2 separate regions of the Homo sapiens genome follow, and region 1 is linked to region 2. Evidence: read pairs that join two places in POLR2A ChIA-PET (ENCODE). Cell type or tissue: PC-9. All regions are shown on one strand. Links, peaks and the distances in the headings refer to the core of each region. The heading gives the core; the rest is flanking DNA.

Evidence for each region. ChIA-PET counts read pairs that join two places held together with the same protein. Peaks named below come from ENCODE experiments on the same cell type or tissue, not always from the same donor. Only the 100,000 strongest peaks of a DNase experiment are listed, where the experiment ranks them.
Region 1: POLR2A ChIA-PET joins it to region 2 with 17 read pairs; 3 of 35 experiments call an interaction of 5 or more read pairs at or near these places.

The regions. Positions count from the first base shown.
Region 1 is chr9:128,767,718-128,776,041 of GRCh38, forward strand. ZER1 (zyg-11 related cell cycle regulator) reads right to left here and starts at 4,210. Exons shown (of 16, transcript NM_006336.4): 1 at 3,864-4,210. LOC124902282 (a long non-coding RNA gene) reads left to right here and starts at 3,617. Exons shown (of 2, transcript XR_007061804.1): 1 at 3,617-3,831. RefSeq lists enhancers at 3,797-3,846, 4,575-5,301 and a silencer at 4,037-4,506. In PC-9, for the core only: no CTCF peak of the experiment used is centred there; DNase peaks (open chromatin) are centred at 4,254 and 4,604; H3K4me3 peaks cover 2,437 bases; H3K27ac peaks cover 2,310 bases.
Region 2 is chr9:128,888,583-128,896,906 of GRCh38, forward strand. The region is part of intron 2 of LRRC8A (leucine rich repeat containing 8 VRAC subunit A); the gene reads left to right. Among named protein-coding and RNA genes, the nearest start is that of LRRC8A, 11 kb to the left of the region's middle. RefSeq lists an enhancer at 3,662-4,269. In PC-9, for the core only: no CTCF peak of the experiment used is centred there; a DNase peak (open chromatin) is centred at 3,869; H3K4me3 peaks cover 636 bases; H3K27ac peaks cover 2,729 bases.

The DNA of each region.
Region 1 (8,324 bases), core at 74-8,073, 120 kb before region 2:
TCCCTTCTGTTCCACGAGCCTCCGCCGCTTCCTTACAACTCAGGCACTGAGCTCACATGATCCAGTACTGCTGGTAACCACTCCGTGGCATGTCATTTTTTGGCCACAGCATTGAAAGCTTCCTGAGGGCAGGGACCCTATGTGATTTCTGGGGTCTCCATTACAGAGTATGTGAGTGGCTCAATGCCAGTGACAGGGCCTCGGCTCCACAAGATCCCCAGCCAATGTTTTCCAGCCTCAATATTTATCAAGGTCCTTACCTGTCAGCATGTTGCGAGTGGCACACGCTGTGTTGCGCGTGTTGTGAACAGGGTTGCTGAGGAGATGCCATGAAAGGATGGCAGGAAGGTGGTAACCAATAATTATGAAGAGTGATGTTCCTGAGAATAATGCTTCAAGAGACCCTTCTGCATCTCTGAAGCTGGAAAATCAGTTTCAGCGATTGCGCCAGATATAAGACAGTGGTCCACAAATAGATAACCAGACAGGGGTCTCTGCACTCACCTCTCAGGACTCCAGAACAGATGAGGTACTGAAGCCAAGCAAAAAAACCAGAGTGCCAAGAGCAGTCTTCCAGCTAGTGGGCCCCCAAAACGTGTCTGCATAATCCTAGTGGTACTAATGATAATACCTTTGTAGAGAGCTTCAGAACACACCTAATTCTTTCACAAGCTGTGTCTCATTTCATCCTCCCAACAGCCTTTAGAGTTAGTCGGAGGCAAGGGAAGGCCATTATTCTTAATCTACAAATAGGAAAACTGAGGCCCAGAGAGGAGATGGAACCTGCCTAACTCACACAGCAAGCCAACAGCAGAGCCGGGATTTGAACCAGGTCCGCAGGTCACCAGCCTGGGGTTCTACCCACAACAGCCTACCCCAACATGCTGGCTCTCAGCTCCTAAGTGCTCTGACCTTTCATTTTCAAATTCTCTGGCCCAGTTGCCCTGCTCAGCCTGTGTCCCAGGCCTGAGGATATAGTCCGGGCTTGGGGTATAAGGAGGGAGATCAACTGTGGTTCTGCTTCCTATAAAGCAGGCTGGAAAGTCTCAGCCTCTGCCGGGCACTTCCGGATCACCAGCCTCTACCCGTAGATCAGCCACGCACACTCCAACCACATATCTAGGCCCAGCATACACTGCCCCTCCCCACCTGTCTCCAAGTCACATTCATTTCAACACCCTCATTTTGCCTATTTTACGTGGTAGAATGGAAATTTGCTGGGCTCATTTTAATTCTTTTTTTTTTAGAGATAGGGTTTCCCTATGTTCTCCAGACTGGTCTCAAACTCCTGGCCTCAAGCGATCCTCCCAAAGCGCTGGCAGTGCTGGGCTCTTTTTTAAAAGTCCCCATCACCCTCCGCTGCTGTCAGAAAAGCCAGGACCAAGCTAACGTCTTCTCTGCAGAATATTAACCCAGTTACCTCTGAGGGGTGTCAAGAAGTTTCTGTCTTGCTTTCCCCAATATTTCCTCAAATCCTACTAGTTGATGGAGGCAGCTAGAGCTGGTGACACCACCAGCTAGTGCTAAAACGAACGGCTCTGAGGCAGACATACATGCCCACATTCCTCATCATCACATCATCCTCATCAGCGTGACCGCTATGTATTGAGCACTTTGTGTGAAATACTGCATTAAGCACTTCAGCCCATGATTTTATCTAATCCAACAGCCCTATTTTCTTTTCTTTTCTTTCTTTCTTTTTTTTTTTTTGAGATGGAGTTTCGCTCCTGTCGCCCAGGCTGGAGTGCTGCAGTGGCATGATCTCAGCTCACTTCAACCTCCACCTCCCAGGTTCAAGCGATTCTCCTGCCTCAGCCTCTCCAGTAGCTGAGATTACAGGCATGCGTCACCACACCCGGCTAATTTTTGTATTTTTAGTAGAGATGGGGTTTCACCATGTTGGCCAGGCTGGTCTCGAACTCCTGACCTCAGGTGATCCACCTGCCTCCCAAAGTGCTGGGATTACAGGTGTGAGCCACCACACCCAGCCTGCTGTATTTTCCAGATGAGAAGATTGAGGTGGAAAAAGGTCCCGTGCCCACCTTCTCACAACCAGGAAGCAGCGGCATAACTTAACTTGATTTAATCGCAGTTCTCTGTGACCATGATTCTTTGTATTTGTTCCATCAATGGTCATTACAAAGATGGAAGAAGGGTACTTACAACCGAAGCCCCAAGCACAATGGCCATTTGTCATCTAAAACAAATCTGTATTTTCTCCAACCACCAGACACTTCAACAAGTACGGTTCTGAAAGGGTGTCCCATTAGACACCCTGTGACCCTGTATCACAAGGACAGCCCCTGATGTCTTCCCCACCTTTTTCTGGTCCCCACTGTTCTCTGACTTTCTTGCCAACCACTCTTCCCTTTCTTCAACCTGCTCCAGTCCCCCATCCTCCCACTGTTTCTTTCTTTTTTTTGAGACAGAGTCTCACTCTTGTCACCCAGGCTGGAATGCAATGGGCACAATCTCGGCTCACTGCAACCTCCACCTCTCAGGTTCAAATAATTCTCCTGCCTCAGCCTCCTGAGTAACTTGGATTACAGACATGAGCCACCACGGCCAGCTAATTTTTTTTTTGGTACTTTTAGTAGAGATGGGGTTTCACCATGTCGGCCAGGCTGGTCTTGAACTCCTGACCTCAGGTGATCCGGCTGCCTCAGCCTCCCAAAGTGCTGGGATTACAAGCGTGAGCCCTTATGCTGTTTCTTCAAATCACCAGGCATATGACCACAGGACCTTTGCATTTGCTGCGGAATGCTCTGCCACAAGAGAACTACCTGGCTTGCTCCCTCACTTATCTCTGCTCAAAGGTCACCTTACTAGAGACCTTCCCTGAACACCCTCTATAAAATGACAACTCCCAACTCCTTCCCCATGGTCCTTCCTTCTCTATTTTTCTCCAAACCACTTATTACCTCCTTACATATCATGTTTATTATTTGCTGAATGAACAAATGAACCAAAGTAGCGAGGCCCTTCACCCCTGGCCACCACTTTCTGCTCTAAGTATAGCCTCCCGTGACCCTTTTCAAGGCTATGCTTTTATGCTCATCCTAACCAGTTTGAAGTCTGAAGAGAAACATTCTGTGAAAGATCATATATGGAAGGATTTTCCCAAGACATCAGACATTCCATTCCCCTCCCCCTTAAAAATCAAATGCACTAGCTGAGCGCGGTGGCTCATGCCTGTATTTCCAGCACTTTTGGAGGCTGGAGCGGGCGGATCACTTGAGCCCAGGAGTTCGAGACCAGCTTGGGTAACATAGTGAGACCCCATCTCTATTTAAAGAAAAACAAAACAAAACAAAACGAATGGACTGACAAACACAGGCAAAGACTGGAAATCTTGGGCTCTTTCGGTCAAAGAGCAGCCAAGACAAGTTCCACCCAGAGAGCTATAGTGGCCAGCACAGTCAGTTTCACTATCAACTCACCTGTCGGGCTCCCTTGGCCCTCCGGTTGCAACCTCACCCTGTTGGATTTCCCTATACTTTGTGTCATCCCTTTTGGGAGCTGATCCAGAATCCAAGTCGTCCTTGAGCTTCTAAGCACTTCTCTGGGGGAACTTAAGCTCATCCAACAGGTAGGAGGGGCAGAGGGTGGCCCTTTCAGCCCTACACCGATCCCCCATCTTGTAGGGGCAAACGACAGAGCGTCATTTTCTTTCTGGAGGAAGGGAGCTCAGTTTTAAAGACACGATTCTCAGACCTGGCGGCAGGGATAGAGAAAGGAACCCTCCCACCACTGGCGGAGATGGACCTCAGAGAGTGGTTGCAGCGGCGATGCTTAGGCCCCGTAGGCAGGAGGCGAAGGAGGAGGACGCAGGTACGTCCCTTGGCCCGGGGTCCGGGACCTACCCTGGACGGGGCTGCCCTCAGCGTCGGGAAGCGGACGTGATGCTTCGCAGGCGAGGAGGAGCAGAGAATGCAGCCCGGGAGAATCCGGGGCCAGAGCACCTCAGGAGGTTGGGGATCTCGTCAGGCTAGAGCCGGGGTCCAGGGGAGACGGGGGTCGGCGGGGCGGAGCTTGGGATCCCGGGGACGGGAGCTCCGGGAGGGAGGGGGTCGCGACGGGGACCCCGTGGCGGTTACCTTGCCCTTAGGGCTGCCGGCGGGGCTGAGGCTCCTGGGCCCGGCCCCTCCCCCGATCCGGCTCCTACGGCTCGGAGCCTGCAGCCGCCGCCGCCTCCGCTGTCAACAAACCCGGGGCGCGTCACTTCCGGGGCCGCCCCTTAGCAACAGCGATCGGGTTCCCCCGACCCGTCCCGCGGCTAACGCGGGCGGCGGCGGCAGAAGGTTCCGGGGACCGGCGGGCGGCTCCTTTCCCCGGGCCCGGCACGTTACGCCGGTGGAGGAAGCCGCGGGATGCCCCCCCCAGGCCACCCGAGAGAACGCGTCATTCAGGGCTCTCCCTGGCCTCCGAGGGGCCTGTTCGTGGGACCCTAGGATCGGTGCCCGCCCTGGCGCTGCGGTTCACCTGAGCCCAACACTGCTGAATAGCAGGACTGACTCTGGGCGCCAGCCCCCTCCATCCAGCGCCCTGTTGAACATGTCTTGCGTTCTCCACGGGTGGCTCACACTCGCGTGTCAACCCGCAGTCATCACCGTCCCCCAAAAGGTGCTCCTAACCTCCATCTAGGGCATGCGCCACCAGGCAACCGAGCTTCCAAATGGGAAATTGGGCGGCGACCTCGGCCCCTACATTTTCCTGGGCCCCTCGTCCAGTCTCCAAGTCCTAAGGATCCTGTCAAACCAGTTCCTTCTGGCCGAGCGCAGTGGCTCACGCCTGTAATCCCAGCACTTTGGGAGGCCGAGGCACGCGGATCACCTGAGGTCAAGAGTTCGAGACCAGCCTGGCCAACATGGTGAAACGCCGTCTTTACTAAAAATACAAAAATTAGCCGAGCGTGGTGGTGCGCGCCTCTAATCCCAGCTACTCAGGAGACTGAAGCAGGAGAATCGTTTGAACCCAGGAGGCAGAGCTTGCAGTAAGCTGAGATCGCACCACTGCACTCCAGCCTGGGCGACAGAGGAAGACTCCATCTCAAAACACCATCATTTCTTCTCTGGATTTCTCTTTTTTTTTTTTTTTTTTGAGAGACGGAGTTTCTCTCTCTTGTTGCCCAGGCTGGCGGGCAATGGCCCTCAGCTCACTGCAGACTCCCCGGGTTCAAGCAATTCTCCTGCCTCAGCCTCCAAGTAGCTGGGATTACAGGCGCCTACTATCACGTCTGGCTAATTTTTGTATTTTTAGTAGAGATGGGGTTTCGCCATGTTGGGCAGGCTGGTCTCAAACTCTTGACCTCAGGTGATGCGCCCACCTCAGCCTCCCAAAGTGCTGGGATTACAGGCGTGAGCTACCACACCCTAGCTAGATGCTCCTTTCTTGAGGAACCCTTTCTTGACAGGTGCCTCAGTTCCATTCCAAGAACTAATTTTGTGGATTTCTTTTTTCTTGCATAGCACCTTTTAATCTTTGACCAGCTACAACTATGTTCGTACAGTCTTGAATCCTTAAAAAAGCTGTTGGGCTTGGCACAGTGACTCACAACCTATAATCTCAGCAGATGGGGTTGTCGAGGCTGAGGCTTGAGCCCAGGAGTTGGAGATCAGCCTGGGCAACATAGGGAGACCCCATTTCTACAAAAATTAGCAGGGCATGGTGGTGCGCATCTGTAGTCCCAGCTACTCGGGAGGCTGAAGTTGGAGGATTGCTTGAGCCCAGGAGGTGGGGAGGTACGGTTTTATGCTCCTTAAGATGGACATCATCAGAGAGACAATAACAAATGTTGACGAGGATATGGCTAGATGGGAACTCTCATATTAATACATTGCTTGGGCCAGGCGTCGTGGCTCAAGCCTGTTATATCAGCACTTTGGAAGGCCAAGGCAGGCAGATCACGAGGTCAAGAGTTTGAGACCAGCCTGGCCAACATGGTGAAACCCCGTCTCTACTAAAAATACAAAAATTAGCTGGGCATAGTGGCGCACGCCTGTAATCCCAGCTACTTGGGAACTTGGGAGACTGAGGTAGGAGAATCGCTTGAACCTGGGAGGCAGAGTTTGCAGTGAGCCAAGATTGTGCCATTGCACTCCAGCCAGGGCAACAGGAGTGAAACTCTGTTTCACAAGAAAAAAAAAAAAAGCCCGGTTTGGTGGCTCACGCCTGTAATCCCAGCACTTTGGGAGGCTGAGGTGGCCTGATTGCCTGAGCTCAGCAGTTCGAGAACAGCCTGGGCAACACGGTGAAACCCTGTCTTTACTAAAATAAAAAATTTTAAAAAATTATCCAGGTGTGGCAGCATGTGCCTATAGTCCCAGCCACTCTGGAGGCTGAGGCAGGAGAATTGCTTAAACCCTGGGGGCGGAGGTTGCAGTGAACGGAGATCACGCCGCTGCACGCCAGCCTGGGCAACACTGTGAGACTCTGTCTCAAACAAAAGAAAAAGAAAGAAAACAGAAAACAAATAGGAAATAAGAAACAAATAACAGGCCAGGCGCGGTGGCTCATGCCTGTAGTCCCAGCACTTTGGGAGGCCGAGGCGGGCAGATCACGAGGTCAGGAGACCGAGACCATCCTGGCTAACATGGTGAAACCCGGTCTCTACTAAAAATACAAAAAAATTAGCCGGGTGTGGTGGCAGGCGCCTGTAGTCCCAGCTACTCGGGAGGCTGAGGCAGGAGAATGGTGTGAACCTGGGAGGCGGAGCTTGCAGGGAGCCGAGATGGCGCCACTACACTCCAGCCTGGGCAACAGAGCGAGACTCCGTCTCAAAAAAAAAAAAAAAAAAAAAGAAACAAATAGCAAAATGGGCTTAGATTAAACCAGGAAAATAATCATAGTGAATGTAAGGGTCTAAACACTTTAAGTAAAAGGCAGAGTTTGTCACATTGCATAGAAAAGCAAGCCCCAGGCTCATGCCTGTAATCCCAGCACTTTGGGAGGCTCAGGTGGGCGGATCACTTGAGGCCAGGAGTTTGAGACAAGATGGACAACATAGTGAAACACTGTCTCTACTAAAAATACAAAAAAAAAAAAAAAAAAATTAGCCAGGCGTAGTGGCATTTGCCTGTAGTCCCAGGTACTTGGGAGGCTGAGGCCAGACTGGGTGACAGAGCAAGACTCTGTCTCAAAAAAAAAAAAAGAAAGTAGGAAGGAAGGAAAGAGAGAGAGAGAGAAAGAGGGAAAGAGAGAAAGACAAGAAAGGAAAAAAAGAGAGAGAAAGAAAGAAAGAAGGGAAGGAAGGAAAGAGGGAAAGAGAGAAGGAAAGAAAAAGAAAGAAAGAAAGAAAAAGAAAGAAAGGAGGAGAAGAAGAAGAAGAGAGAGAGGGAAGGAGGGAGGAAGGAAGGAAGGGAAAGAAGGAAGGAGAGAGAGAGGAAAAGAGAGAAAGAAAAGAAGAAGGAAGAGAGAGAGAAAGAAAAAAGAGAGAGAGAGAAAGAAAGAAAAAAGAAAAGAGCGAGCTGGGCAGAGCAGCTCACACTTGTAATCCCAGCACTTTGGGAGGCTGAGGCGGGCAGATCACCTGAGGTCAGGAGTTCACGACCATCCTGACCAACATGGAGAAAACCCATCTCTACTAAAAATACAAAATTAGCCGGGCGTGGCGGCGCATGCCTGTAATCCCAGCTACTCAGGAGGCTGAGGTAGGAGAATTTCTTGAACCCGGGAAGTGGAGGTTGCAGTGCGCTGAGATGGCATCATTGCATTCCAGCCTGGGCAACAAGAACGAAATTCCATCTCAAAAAAAAAAAAAAATGGCTGGGCACAGTGGCTCATGCCTTCATGCCTGTAATCCCAGCACTTTGGGAGGCCGAGGCTGGTGGATCATGAGGTCAAGAGATCAAGACCATCCCTGGCCAATGTGGTGATACCCTGTCTCTACTAAAAATACAAAAATTAGCTGGGTGTGGTGGTGCATGCCTGTAGTTCTAGCTACTTGGGAGGCTAGGGCAGGAGAATCACTTGAACCCAGAAGGCAGAGTTTGTGGTTAGCCAAGATGGCGCCAATGCACTTCAGCCTGGGCAACATGAGCGAAACTCCATCTCAAAAAAAAAAAAAAAAAGAAAGAAAGAAAGAAAAGAAAGAAAGAAAGAAAGACAAGCTCTCACTTTGGGAGGCTAAAGTGGGAGGGTCACTTGAATCCAGGAGTTTGAGACGAGCAAGGGAAATATAGTGAGATCCTGTCTCTACAAAAAATTTAAAAATTAGTGAGGTATGGTGGCATATGCCTGTAGTCCCAGCTACTCAGGAGGATCTCTTGAACCCAGAGGGTTGAGGCTTTAGTAAGTCATGATGGTGCACTGCACTCCAGCCTGGG
Region 2 (8,324 bases), core at 323-8,322:
TGCCACCTGGGTCCAAAGATGCTCTCTTTTGGGGTATAGCTGACCTCAGGAAGGGTTTGGGCAAGGAGAGCATACAGGCGTGGCAGCCTCGTTTTGCGGGGCTGCGAGAGCGTCTGGCAGGATCGCGCTGGGAGTGAGGTCTGTGCCAGAGCTCCTGACATCTCACCTGTGTTTTTCAGGCTCACTGTCCTGTCGCTTTCCCTCCCCCACGTCACTTCCTCCATTCTTCCCCAGGAGTCTCTTTTCTCTCCCATACACTGCTTGGGAGAGAGCTGCAGAGCTGGCCCCTCCACAGATGGTGCTCAGCGTCTCTGGCTTCTCCTTCCTGCAGTAGCACCTTCATAGTCCGTGGTCATTCTCAGCACCATGTCTCAGTGCTGAGCCACAGGCTGGGATGCTGCACGCATTTGCCCATCTTACCTTCGCCACAGCCTTGCGTGTGAGGTTGCTTTACCATTTTACAGACCAAGCCCCAGAGGGATGAGGTCTCTGGCCCAAAGTTATACAGTGTACATGTGGCAAAGCTAGGACTTGAACCCAGGTTGGTATGGCTTGGCAGCTGGGGCTCTTTCTACTTCACCCTCCATTACCCTCTTTTCTCAGGTTCCCAGGCTTTTGGGGGCCTTCAAAGTCACCTGGAAGCTTGTCTAAAATGCTGTTCCCCTGGGCCCACCACCACAGACCTGCAGAGTCTGCCCTGGAAGGTTGGCCCCAGGAATCTGAACTTTGAAGATGCTTCCCCAGCAGTTGTGAGGCTGGTGGGCTACAAACAATGCTGAGAAACACTGACCGGACGCCATTCTTTCAGCCTTAGTCCCAGTCGTCTACCGCAGAACTCATGCCCTTGGTGTGGAAGCAGGGCTGAGCTCCCCACAGGACTGGGACTGGACAGGTTTTTTTTTTTTTGTTTAATTAATTAATTAATTATTTTGAGATGGAGTGTTGCTCTGTCACCCAGGCTGGAGTGCAGTGGCACAATCTTGCTCACTGCAACCTCCACCTCCCAGGTTCAAGCTATTCTCCTGCCTCAGCCTCCCGAGTAGCTGGGACTACAGGTGCCCGCCACCATGCCCAGCTAATTTTTGTATTTTTAGTAGAGACGGGGTGTCACCATATTGGCCATGGCTGGTCTCGATCTCCTGACCTTGTGATCCACCCACCTTGTTCTCCAAAGTTCCAGGACTACAGCCGTGAGCCACTGCGCCTGGCCAATTTTTTTAATTTAATTTTACTTTTTTGAGATGGAATCCTGCTCTGTTGCCCAGACTGGAGTGCAATGGTGCCATCTTGGCTCATTGCAGCCTCTGCCTCCTGGGTTCAAGTGATTCTCCTGTCTCAGCCTCCCAAGTAGCTGGGATTACAGATGTGCACCACCACGCCTGGCTAATTTTTGTATTTTTAGTAGAGACGGGGTTTCACCTTGTTGGTCAGGCTGGTCTCGAACTCCTGACCTCAGGTGATCCACCCACCTCGGCCTCCCAAAGTGCTGGGATTACAGGTGTGAGCCACCGCACCTGGCCAGACAGTTGTTTTTTAGTGGCTTCATTTTGTGTGTGTGTGTGTGTGTGTGTGTGTGTGTGTGTGTGTGCTGGGAAGGCGAGGGGCTTAACCTTCCCTCCTCAAGGACGTGTGGGGCTGAGGTTTCTAGAAGGGCTTTTACTCCCAGCCACAAATGTTCCCTGCTGTCTTCCAGATGCGTTTCTGTTGCGTCTTGCGTCTTGCAGCAAGTTTGTCTACATCTAAACGTCTCTTGAGGGCTTAAAACCTCAAAATTAAATTGCTTGCTGCAATCTAAGCCTCACGCCTAGAGCAATGTTCCAGTGGAGTAAAAGTGGCTGTAAAATTCCATAGCTTTCACGTGCCACCTGGACGCCGTCAGAGTGCCACTGCCAAACCTGCGCCCTCTGACGGGCAGCATGACAAACGCACTGACCAGCAGCGGGGGCGGTGGGCGGGAATCCTGGCCCTGAAGGGACACCTCGCATCTCCCAGCTGACTCCATGAGTCAGGATCCCTGGGGGTAGCCCCCTTCCATCCCAGAGAGTCGGGTACCAGGCAGCTCACCCTCTGTCAGACCCCCCAGTCCTCCCCCTGGCTCACCTAGGGCTTGGCCAGTGCCCACTCCCCTGGGATCTCAGCAGAAGATGTGTCTGCTGCCTCTCTAGGGTACTGGTGGCCACATTTCATAACCTGTCTAAGAAGGCAGCGCTGGTATTCATAACAGGTTAAGACCTGTAAACCGTGTGTGGCCGTGACTCCATGTGCAAATATGAGCCAACAAACGTTGGCTGGACGTGGCGGTTCCCACCAGTAATCCCAGCACTTTGGGAGGCTGAGGTGGAGGATTGCTTGAGCCCAGGAGTTCCAGACCAGCCTGGGCAACATAGTGACCTGTCTCTACAAAAATAAAAAAAAAATTAGTCCAGGCACAGTGGCTCAGCACTTTGGGAGGCTGAGGCAGGTGGATCACCTGAGGTCAGGAGTTCAAGACCAGCCTGGCCAACATGGTGAAACCCCGTTTCTACTAAAAAATACAAAAATCAGCCGGGTATGGTGACATGCACCTGTAATCCCAGCTACTTGGGAGGCTGAGGCAGGAGAATCACTTGAACCCGGGAGGCGAAGGTTGCAGTGAGCCGAGATTGTGCCACTGCACTTTAGCCTGGTGACAGAGTGAGATCCCGTCTAAAAAAAAAAATTAGCCAGGTGTGGTGGCATGTGCATGTAGTTCCAGCTACTTAGAGGTTGAGACTGGAGGACTGCTTGAACCCAGGAGTTCCAGACCAGCCTGGGCAACATAACAACCTATCTCTACAAAAAATTTTTAAAAATAGCCAGGTGTGGTGGCACATGCCTGTAGTTTCAGCTACTCGGAGGCTGAGGCTGGAGGATCGCTTGAGCCAAGGAGTTCAAAGTTGCAGTGAGTCATGATCGCACCATTGTGCTCCAGCCTCGGCGACAGCGCAAGATCCTGTCTCAAAAAAAATAAAACGGCCTGCCTTCTAGGCCCTTCTGCCCCCAGGGCCCAGACCCAACACTGCCTTCTGGCCCTAAACCCAGGGCTAGGCTCCCTTCCAGAGCTTCCTTATAGCAGTACCCGTGAGACCAGAGGCATCTGAGTATGGCCTGATGGGGTTCCCTGTAGAGCCCTGGTTTCCATGTACCCCCTAAGGAAAAGAGTATCTTGTCTCAAGAAGTATCTTCAAGGGCCTGGGTCCCAGGTGGGTCCGGGAGGCCTGCTTGTCTTTGAGGCAGGTTGGCACAATGGAAAGTCGGGCTTGGGGTGCATCTTCCCAGCTCTTCCTAGCTGTGTGGCCTTGGGCAGGTTACCAAACTTCTCTGGGCCTCCGACATCACACCCATAAAAGGACTGATTTAAACTCTACCATAATAATAACAGCAGTGAACGTTCCAGAGCCTTACTGTATGGCAGGCACTAGTCCAAAAGCTTTATATGGACTGTCTCCTTCTGTCCTCATCACAGCCCTCCAAGCAATAGACTTGTCAACCCATTTTACAGATGAGGAAACCAGAGCCCAGCGAGGTGAAGGGACTTTCTCACGGTCTCGTGGTGAGGTGGGTGCCACCTTGCTGCTATGCATGAAGGTTGGGAGATGGGGCAAGGACATACTGGGCACTTAGTTGACGGTCAGTAACTGGGCGCTCCTGCCCCAGCCTGGCAGGGCGAGGGCAGGTCCTGAGGCTGCACCTCCAGCCCCACCTGCTGCCTCTCTCTGCTTGGCTCCGGAGCTGCTGGGGGAAGCCCAGGTGGGTGTCCCTCACCTGTTGCCTTTCACCCTAGAAGGCGGGCCACGCCCTTGCAAGTTGGTGTGAGGATGAACCTGTTTGGGAGCCCAGCCCAGGTGAGAGCAGTTTGGAACTGACCCGTGCTCCCCTCCCCCTCCAGCCCTGGCGTCTCCCCTCTTCCTCTCCCCAGGAAGTGAGGGTGTACCCTTCTACACAGGGCGAGTCCCAAGCCAGGCAACACCCCCAGCCAGCAGCCTCTGACTCACCCCAGCTGGGTGTGGGGGCCTCCAGGGCAGTGTCCGCCCTGGGGAGGGTGGAGGCTGTGTGTGCCAGACGAGGCTGAGACCTCTCCTCCCACTCTGGCTCTGGGACAGGGGAAGCACATGACCCATGGCCCGTGGTGGGAGCAGATCCACAGGCTTGGAACCCTCCCGGGACAGGGCCTGTTGAGAGCGGCCCCTTCGCGCTCCCTGGGAGAGCACTGGAGGGCCAGCCTTCCCATCTCTGGTACAGGAGGGGTGCCAACCTCCCGCCTCCCCTCCTGCTTGGGAAGTTTTCCTGGCTCAGCCTTGTTTGTGCTTTCACAAAAGGCTCTCTGTGCCCTGTTTACCCGCAGCCCGACTGCCTGCCGCCCAGGTGTGGGAGCCACGCCAAATCCCTGTGGGCCCACATGGGGTCTGGTGCGTGCTGGGGGGGTCTCTCTCTGGGACAGAGTGGGCAGCTTGTCATTTCTTGACTCCCTGTCTTCGAGAAGCATCCAGGGGATGTGGACTGGGGCTGAACCTAATGACTGGCTCTGAGAGCAGATGGCCAACTCTGCCACACGGGGTCCTGAGCCTGGGAGGGTCTCTGAGTGGTCTGCGAGTTTTCGAGGTTCTGCGAGTCCTGGGGGGTCCTGTGGGTCTCTGAGTGGTCTGGCCCTGCTCAGAGACATGGTGCTTGAGGCTCCGCCCTCACCCAGGTCAGTCCCCACTGAATTCTGGGAGGGTCATCTGCGATGGCAGGTGGGACCGTGGAACGACAGCCTGAGTGTGCCCGGTGCTGTATTGACACATGATGCCTTACTTTTAATTCTCACGATAACCCATTTCACAGCTATAACCCATTTTAGGATGTAATATTTCCATCTTGCAGTTGAGGACACAGAGGCTCTGAGGCCCCAGTGAGGCAGTAGTGGGGTTGGCGTTTGAGTTGCCCAACTCTGGGGTCTGAACTCCTCCCTGCTCTGCTCCCAGGAGGTGAGGACCGCAAGCTGCTGAGCGTGAGTGTTACGAGGCAGGGCAGGGAGGATGAGGCTGACCTGTTTCTAATGTACGGATGGCAGCTACGCATAAATTCTTTTATCATCCTGAGAAACCACACAGTGAGGAAGGTCTTTTGATTTATTTCCAAGCAGTTTTTCTACTCATAAACATACCAGATTTAAATAATGGAAGAATGTATAATATAGACAGCCCTCTACAGTCTCACCACGAGTAGACTTAACTATATATAGTTCTGTGCATAGCTTTCTAAATTCTTTTCTGTACACAGTAATGAGTTTGTTATTGATATAATTTTATTTTTTGAGACAGAGTCTCACTCTGTCACCCAGGCAGGAGTACAGCAGCACAGATTCGGCCCACTGCAACCTGCGCCTCCCGGGTTCAAGTGATTCTCCTGCCTCAGCCTGCTGAGTAGCTGGGACTACAGTTGTGTGCTACCACGCCCAGCTAATTTTTTTGTATTTTTAGTAGAGACGGGGTTTCGCCATGTTGGCCAGGCTGGTCTCAAACTCCTGACCTCAAGTAATCCACCCACCTCGGCCTCCCAAAGTGCTAGGATTACAGGCGTGAGCCACCGTGCCCAGCCATCATTCTTGTTTTAAAAAATTGCCAGGCATGGTGGCTCACACCTGTAATCCCAGCACTTTGGGAGGCTGAGGCAGGCAGATCACAAGGTCAGTAGATCGAGATCATCCTGGTTAACACGATGAAACCCCGTCTGTACTAAAAATACAAAAAAATTTGCCGGGCATTGTGGTGGGTGCCTATAGTCCCAGCTACTTGGGAGGCTGAGGCAGGAGAATGGCGTGAACCTGGGAGGCAGAGCTTGCAGTGAGCAGAGATCATGCCACTGCACTCCAGCCTGGGCAACAGAGTGAGACTCCATCTCAAAAAAAAAAAAATTATACCAGTAACAGACCAGGTACAGTGGCTGACACCTGTAATCCCAGCACTTTGGGACACCAAGGCAGGTGAATCACTTGAGGTCAGGAGTTTGAGACCACCCTGGCCAACATGGCAAAACCCCATCTCTAGTAAAAATACAAAAATTAGCCAGGAGTGGTGGCACACACCTGTAGTCCCAGCTACTTGGGAGGCTGAGGCAGGAGAATCGCTTGAACCCAGGAGGTAGAGTTTGCAGTGAGCCAAGACCACACCACTGTACTCCAGCCTTGGCAACAGAGTGAGACTCTACCTCAAAAAAAAAAAAAAAAAGATATCATATTTCCTAATTTTTTTCATTGTGGTAAAATACACATGACATAAAATTTACCACCTTAACCATTTGTAAGTGTACACTTCAATGGTATTAAGTACATTCATATTGTGTATCCATCACTACCACCCATCTCCAGAACTGTTTTCATCTTGCAAAACTGAAACTCTCTGCACCCATTAAACGCTCACTCCCCATTTCCTGCTCCCCCAGGCCCTGGTATCCCTTCTGTTTTCTGTCTATTCACTTATGTGAATAAGTGAAATCAAAGTATTTGCCTTTTATGACTGGCTTCTTTCGCAGATAACACATTTTATATACTGCTCAGCAAAATTCTTTTATGCTTAATATCTCTTAGATGTCTCTGGGGTCACTGCATACACATCTACAAGGAAGGTGGCGTTATTCCTGATTTAAAGTTGTAGAAGCTCGGGAGGCTGAGGTAGGAGAATCACTTGAACCCGGGAGGTGGAGGTTGCAGTGAGCCAAGACCGTGCCACTGCACTCCAGCCTGGGCCACGGAGCAAAGCAAGACTGTCTCCAAGATAAAATAAAATAAGTTGTAAAAGCAGAGGCTTAGGCTAAACAATTTGCCTGGGGTCACAGAATTATTTCTTGCTGGAGCTGGATTTGAACCTACATGTCCCAAACTCCAAGTCCTTGCTCTCTCTGCTCCCTGAGATCCACCTGTGCCTGAGGGAAGGCTGGGGCTCTCTGGGTTACTCATTTAACCCCCAGGCACAGAGATGCCCTGGCCCTGGCCAGGAACCTGGTCCCATTTGTCCTAGGCACCTGCTTGAGCTGCCTTGTGGGAAGGGCCTGTTCTGCATGATGCCCACTTCTACATCTCCCTGGGGGCAGGGCAGGACCAGGTAGGGAGTGCTTACGAGTTCTGCAGGGTCCTCAGGGGCTGAGGAGCAGCAGCTGGTAGGAGGAGCTGCCTCTGCTGCTCCGGTAACCTGGTAAGATGCAGTAGCTGCTGCTCCCCGCTGAGCCTTCGCCTGTGGGAGGTTGGGGAGAGCACTGGCTATGCAGGGTAGGAATGCATGAGTGTTTCAGTGAGTTTTGTGTGATGAAATGGTTTAAGAAAAGTATAAAAACTAGAACAGATACATCCATATCAAGAACTCAGCTTTGTCAGACTTCAGTGTTTTGCAGTAATTGTTTCAGATACACACATGCACGCACGCACACACTTGAATGTGCGCAGGCACTTAAGTAAAATATTCCAAGCACAGTTGAAGTCCCTTCCCCATTTTCTTCCCTCCCTAGATACAATCATTATCTTGGTTTGGAGACTTTCCATGCATGCTTTTGTATCTTCGGTATACTTGGGTATACACCTTGTAGAAAACCTTATATAACATATGCATCATCTACAACTTGTTTTTTGGATCAACATTGCTTTTGAGGTTTATCCACATTGATACATGTTGCTACAGTTCATTAACTTTAATTGATTTAAAGCATTTCCATTGTATGATTAGAACAACGTATCCTTTCTCCTGTTGATGAACATGTGGGTCATTTCTGATTTTTTGCTATTACAAACAATTCTTCAGTGAGCATCCTTGTGTGTGGTTTCTCACTTATGTGTGGAGCAGCTTTCTAAGATGCATAAATAATGAGGAGAGGAGTTGCTGGGTTGTAGAGTACGTGCATCCTACCTTCTCTAAGAGTTCACAGTTTTTGCCAATTGGGGGAGTGAAGTGATATGTGATCGTTTTAATTTACATTCCTTGATTACTAGCAAGGCTAAGAATTATTTCATACATTGGTTCCATTTGCATTTTTCCCCTGTGAATTGCCTATGCGTATATTTTGCCATTTCCCCTCATTGGATTGTTTTTGTCTTATTTATGCAGGATTTCTGTATTTATTCTGGATACTAATCTTTTCTTTTTTCTTTCTTTCTTTATTTTTTTCTTTGAGCCAGAGTCTTGCTCTGTCACCCATGCTGGAGTGCAGTGGTACGATGTCTGCTCACCGCAACCTCCGCCCCCTGAGTTCAAGGGATTCTCCTGCCTCAGCCTCCTGAGTAGCTGGGACTACAGGCATGTGCCACCAGGCCCAGCTAATTTTTTTGTATTTTTAGT